Regions from separate parts of the Mus musculus genome. Here region 1 is linked to region 2. The links are chromatin loops, found by intact Hi-C in ENCODE. Cell type or tissue: left cerebral cortex. All regions are shown on one strand. Links, peaks and the distances in the headings refer to the core of each region. The heading gives the core; the rest is flanking DNA.

The links. A loop is a pair of places that touch in the nucleus more often than their neighbours do. Peaks named below come from ENCODE experiments on the same cell type or tissue, not always from the same donor. Only the 100,000 strongest peaks of a DNase experiment are listed, where the experiment ranks them.
Region 1: a loop joins it to region 2, with 2.0 times the contacts of the local background. A loop is called at or near these places in 2 of 42 quality-filtered maps.

What each region holds. Positions count from the first base shown.
Region 1 is chr7:28,267,962-28,270,868 of GRCm38, forward strand. Eid2 (EP300 interacting inhibitor of differentiation 2) reads left to right here. Exons shown (of 1, transcript NM_198425.2): 1 at 1-1,207. The coding sequence ends at 704. Among named protein-coding and RNA genes, the nearest start is that of Eid2, 1.5 kb to the left of the region's middle. In left cerebral cortex, for the core only: a CTCF peak has its summit at 1,601; a DNase peak (open chromatin) is centred at 442; H3K4me3 peaks cover 939 bases; H3K27ac peaks cover 589 bases.
Region 2 is chr7:28,167,415-28,170,321 of GRCm38, forward strand. Fbl (fibrillarin) reads left to right here and starts at 2,334. Exons shown (of 9, transcript NM_007991.3): 1 at 2,334-2,404. The coding sequence starts at 2,395. Gm31024 (a long non-coding RNA gene) reads right to left here and starts at 1,448. Exons shown (of 2, transcript XR_001778069.2): 1 at 694-1,448; 2 at 1-511. In left cerebral cortex, for the core only: a CTCF peak has its summit at 1,459 (motif pointing left); DNase peaks (open chromatin) are centred at 1,107, 1,454, 2,273 and 2,728; H3K4me3 peaks cover 1,679 bases; H3K27ac peaks cover 1,765 bases.

The sequences.
Region 1 (2,907 bases), core at 247-2,746, 100 kb after region 2:
AGCTGCCCGCAGTCAGCAGCGCCCCGCAGACGGGAGCAGCGAGCCGCGACCGCCGGCTCCCGCAGGCCGAGGTAGGCGGCGGGCGGCGTGCGCTCCCGGGTCCGGCGCGACCTGGGGAGACCCGGGGACGCCCAATGGCGGCGGCCCGGGAAGGCCCCGCAGCCCCGGCGGCGGCTGCCAGGGGAGGCCGGGTGGCTGCAGCCCGGGAAGGCAGGGCGGCGGCGGCCCGAGGAGGCCCTGGGGCGGCGCCCCGGGGCGGCGCAGCGGCCCGCGAAGGCCCGGCGGCGGCGGCGGCGTCCAGGGAAGCCCGGATGGCAGAGGTGGCCCGGCTGCTGGGCGATCCGCTGGAGGAGGAGGCTCCGGAGGGCAGGCCCCGGTCCAGGGCGGGCGGCCTGGCGGCGATGCCGTACATGCGCTTCCGCCACCCCCTCAGCGTCTTGGGCATCAATTACCAGCAGTTCCTGCGCCACTACCTGGAGAACTACCCGATCGCCCCCGGCCGGATCCAGGAGCTGGAGGAGCGCCGGCGGCGCTTCGTGGAGGCCTGCCGAGCCAGGGAGGCAGCCTTCGACATAGAGTACCTGCGTAACCCCCAGAGGGTGGATTTTGACATTTTAACGTTTACCATAGCCCTGACTGCATCAGAGGTGATCAATCCTCTAATAGAAGAACTGGGTTGCGATAAGTTCATCCACAGAGAGTGAAGAGTCGGACTGCGGGGAGGGCACGGCACCAAGACCTCCGCATCCAAGTGAAACCCCATCCTGCAACTTGGTTTTAAGAAATCAAACGGATCTTGAGAGGCAGCGCTTCCTCAGAGGGAGGAAAAGCGTCAGAAAATTGGGGGTGGGGAGGGAAAGCATCGTAGACTCCTACCGTTTCTTGAGTTTATGATCAGTTGAAATTTCTTGTGTTATGGAAAAGGTCCATCCTCGTGGCTTCGTTAATAAGTAAAGGACGGTTTTGTAAAACTGTAAAGACTTAAAATTGCCAGTAGTAGAGCCCACGACGAAGAAGACTCGAAGAGAAAGCTGGTTTTAGGACGAGGTTTCTGTGGAGAACTTGACCTTGTCAGAGCAGGCAAAGTCTTCACGTCAGCGTCAACAAGCGTGTATAGTGTAAGAGGGATTTTGTGTCTCAGACATTGTGAATGGCGAACAACATAAATATTGTATATAGTATGTGATAAATCGTGTTTCCAAACATACCAATTTTCTGGGATTTTATTTTCCATTTTTCAAAAGTTTTTTTTTTCCGTCATTGCTTTGTAATTAATCTATTCCTAAGTCCCAAGACTATGAAGGATTGAGAGTCTTCTGTCCTTCTCTCCTTGTCCCCATGCCTCATGCAGCCTCTGAAGGCAGTTTCCGTCCTTGTTTCCTTTTTTATACACATTTTATTTCTCAGCAGAGTTGACAGATTTTGGTTTGGATATTGTGATTTCTTATGAAGATACCGTGAAGAACCTTCCCGACCAGTATATTTACTCCTTAGGGCTATATTTTGTGGTTATGCTGTTATGAACCAGGAATATACTGGTGGACGGTGGGCTTTTTCCCATCGGTTTCTCCTGGCAGTATGGCGCCACCTCTGGTAGGTTGGCGCCTGCGCACACCAACGGGCCCGTGGGCAGGCACATACTGCTTCCGTTCTGAACACATTTTTCATGTCTACCATCCCAAGGTGGAATAAGTCTTATACTTGATGGTGTTATATACCTACTACTTTTTGGGGTTTTTTGGTTTTTTCGAGACAGGGTTTCTCTTTATAGCCCTGGCTGTCCCGGAACTCACTTTGTAGACCAGGCTGGCCTCGAACTCAGAAATCCGCCTGCCTCTGCCTCCTGAGAGCTGGGATTAAAGGCGTGCGCCACCACGCCTGGTTTTGTTTTGTTTTGTTTGTCTTTTAAGTTTCCATAAAATTGACGGTTCGTCTCACTAGCTTCTTAGGCTTTTTGTTCTTGATAATCTCTGTAGCCTGATGTCTAGAGGTGACAGTCCTGGGCCAAAGGCTTGCCTTTGTAACTTTACAGATGCAGCTAATTGGCCCCTTGGTGCTCCCACCAGTGATCGATAATTGGATGTTTTCTGACTCCCTAGCCAATATGCTCAACCATCAGATGCACAGTGCTTACCAGACTGACGGTAGAAAAAAAAGATATAGCGGTTGTAAGGTTTTTATTGTAAGTTATCTTTTCACTTTAGAATGAAAAGGTGGGGGGATGGAGAGATGGCTCAGCGGTTAAGAGCACTGACTGCTCTTCCAGAGGTCCTGAGTTCAAATCCCAGCAACCACATGGTGGCTCACAACCATCCGTAATGAGATCTGGCACCCTCTTCTGGAGTGTCTGAAGACAACTATAGTGTACTTACATACAATAAACAAATCTTAAAAAAAAAAAAAAAAAAAAGGAAAAGGTGAAGCCGGTGTGGTGGTGAATGCCTTTAATCTCAGCACTTGGGAGGCAGAGGCAGATTTCTGAGTTCAAAGCCAGGCTGGTCTACAAAGTGAGTTCCAGGACAGCCAGGGCTACACGATGAAACCCTGTCTCGAAAAAAAAAAGAAACAAAAGGTGGGTCAATGATAGCACACTTGCCTAGAATCCCCCAGTGAGGGGCTGGGGGCGTGGCTCAGTGGTAGAGCCCCTGCCTAGAATCCCCCAATGAGGGGCTGGGGGCGTGGCTAGACCCCCCCAGTGAGGGGCTGGGGGCGTGGCTCAGTGGTAGAGCCCCTGCCTAGAATCCCCCAGTAAGGGGTTGGGGCATGGCTCAGTGGTAGAGCCCCTGCCTAGAATCCCCCAGTGAGGGGTTGGGGCATGGCTCAGTGGTAGAGCCCCTGCCTAGAATGTACAAGTCTCTTGGGTCTGATCCCACCCCCAACACACACCACAAAAATCTAGTTCCTTTT
Region 2 (2,907 bases), core at 317-2,816:
TAGTGCAGGGCTCAGCCCTATATCAGTCCCACCAGCACCCAAAAGCCTGGGTAGTCCAGCTTCTCCAACTCTGCAGTCCTCAGCACACAGCTTGTCTCAGGTTTAACCTGGTTCCACATCACACCTGCCGCTGTTCTTGGTGGACATTCAGCAGTCTTGGCATCTGCAGTAACCTGGGACCTCCTTTGTAATTGAGGCCACACCTTCACGAGTGACCTCTCCACAGGGACTCTAACACCGCCATATGTTACCAAATCTCAGCTGCTCTCCACGACCCCTCTCATACCTTCACAACTAGTACTTCCTAGCTGACTCTTACATAGTACTTGCCAAGTTCAGACCTTATTGAACTTTTTAAATAAATAATAATAATAATAAAAATAGCCAGGCAGTGGTGGTGCACGCCTTTTATCTCAGCACTTGAGAGGCAGAGGCAGGCGGATTTCTGAGTTTGGGGCCAGCCTGGTCTACAGAGTGAGTTCCAGGACAGCCAGGGATACACAGAGAAACCCTGTCTCAAACAAACAAACAAACAAACAAAAAAAAAAGAATGAAAGAAAGAATTTAAATTAATTTTTTAAGAAATCCTAGGAGCTTGGGAGGTATCTCAGCAAGTAAGAAATCTTGCGCTGAGCAAGCATGAGGACTTGAGTTCAAATCCTAATGCCTGTCTTAAAAAATTGAAGTGGTCACCTGTGTGTCTGTAACACCAGGGCTGGGGTGGTAGTGGTGAGACAGGGGACTTTCTGGCCACCAGCCTAGCTCCGGGTTCAGTGAGGATCCTAAATCAAGAGAATAAGAGAGAGGGTGATAGAGCAGAACACCGTACATCCTCCTCCATTCTCTGCATACCTGCATGTGTGTGGGCACACACACACTCGTGAACACATACACACACAATGTGTAAGCACTAAAACATTTCAGTGTCTTACAGGCTTGTAAGAATCCCCTTTAATGCTTATTTTGTCTAAAACAAAACAAAAACCAGTGCTGGATGCTAGGGTGATTTGTCACCCTGGCAACCATCCAGCCCTTCCCTGGCACTTGGCTGCCTTGAATGACTACCATCCAAGCAAACCCCTCTTGGCAGCCAGCTGGTCTACTGTCATGGCAGCCTGGCAGCTCTTGAATGCTCCACAGACACCTCCAGGAAGCTATACTGCATGGACCACCACTTAATGCTAAAAGACAACTCCTGCTCTAGGAGGCACTATCCTGGCCCTGACTATCCCCAAGAGTTTAACATGGACTTTTTGCCATCAGAAGCCTCTATAATCCTTGGCAGCCACTTCACCAAGGCCAGAGGGAAACCATTTCCCCTGGTAACCCAACAAAAAGTCAGCGGTTAGTGCAAATGATCTTTCAGTTGCACGGAAGGCTGTAAGTTCTGGCTATTAGGACGCTTCTTCTGGAGACCGGTCGCTCCTGTGCTGCCTCCTGGTGGTGCAACATTAACACTGGGCCTTCTGCAACAGTTGTTGCTCGACTGATGTGATCTTTATCAGTAGGGTGGGCTGAATTCATGACCTGAAGAGGAGGAACAGAGGCAGAAACAACTGCAAACCAGCAGTGGCCTGGGAGCAGCTGCGACAACATTTGGGTGAGTGAAGATTTCCAGTAAGAGGCCAGGGGTAGAGAGCAGAAGCAGTGAGATGCCTGTTCTTCGCTGTAAAGGAGGGAGCTCTTTGAGCGGAAAAGGAAAAGGAAGGAGAAATAGAAAAGCGAAGTGTACCATAGGAGATCCCGAGTTCCAGCTCAGCCTGGACCCCACTGCAAAACCCTGTCATAAAATACAAACCTCAACAACAAACAGAAACATAAGGCTGTGCTGGAGAGATAGCTCAGCTGTGAAGAGAACATAATGCTCTTGATGAAGACTCAGGTTCGGGTCTCAGCACCTATTTGGCGGCTCACAATTAATTGCCGGTAACTCTAGTTCCAGGGGATCTGACGCCTTCTCCTGACTTCCATGGCGTATGCGTGGTGCACAGACAGACGAATATGCAAGCTAAACACTTCTAAGGATAAAATTTTAAAAATTTAAAGTCTTTGAAAAATAATAAATTTTTAAAAATCGGTATAACCCCTGATTCCTGGAGTGCTAGCATAAGTGAGAGGAAAAGTCGCAGCGCACTTGTGATAAAATTTGCCACTCTAGGAAAAAGTGAGGAGCGTAGAGACACGACAGAGCCGGAAAAGGATTCAGAACTCCCACCCAAGGGGCCGACTCCGACTTCCGGGAGACGGGACGCGCGTCTAAGGGGCGTGGTTACGCGCTTCCGTCACTCGCCGTGCGTCACCGCGCGCAGGCGCTCCTTTCCACGTGCGAAAGCCTGAGACTCGTGGAGTCGGGGACGCCGCAGGTTGCCTGAATCGCGCGACCAGAACGCAGTAATGAAGCCAGGTAAGGACCACGGTGCGGGCAGGAGTCGGGGGCTCTAGGCGCGGCGGGCGGGGACCGCGGCCGCTCGGGGCCGGGGGATGTGGCCGTGAGCTCGGCTCACCGGCCGGCCTACAAGCTTGCCGCCTCAGAGCGGCCGGTGCGGCCCTCCAGACCCTGACCCAGAGTTGGGGCTTGGATCTCCGAGCATTGCTTTAGGGGATCCGACTTGGGTCGCAGATGAAAGGGCCCCTGTCTCCACCCCAAGCCTTCCCTGTTGCCGCCGTCACCCACTGTCACTCCCTGTCAACGATACCTTGGTCCCCAACCCAGCTTCCCCCCGGGTAAATGAGGATCTCCGGCTCCGTGGTGTGCGGCGCTCGCGTGCACAGGCTGGCGCTCGCCGCGCTTCCGGGAGGGGCGGGACCCAAGGCTTGTAGGAGTAGAGGCTCTGGGGACCTGGGAGTCCCTGCTCTGTAGTGAGAGCGACTTTACTAGCCCGGCTATTAGCGGGGTAGGTGATTGGA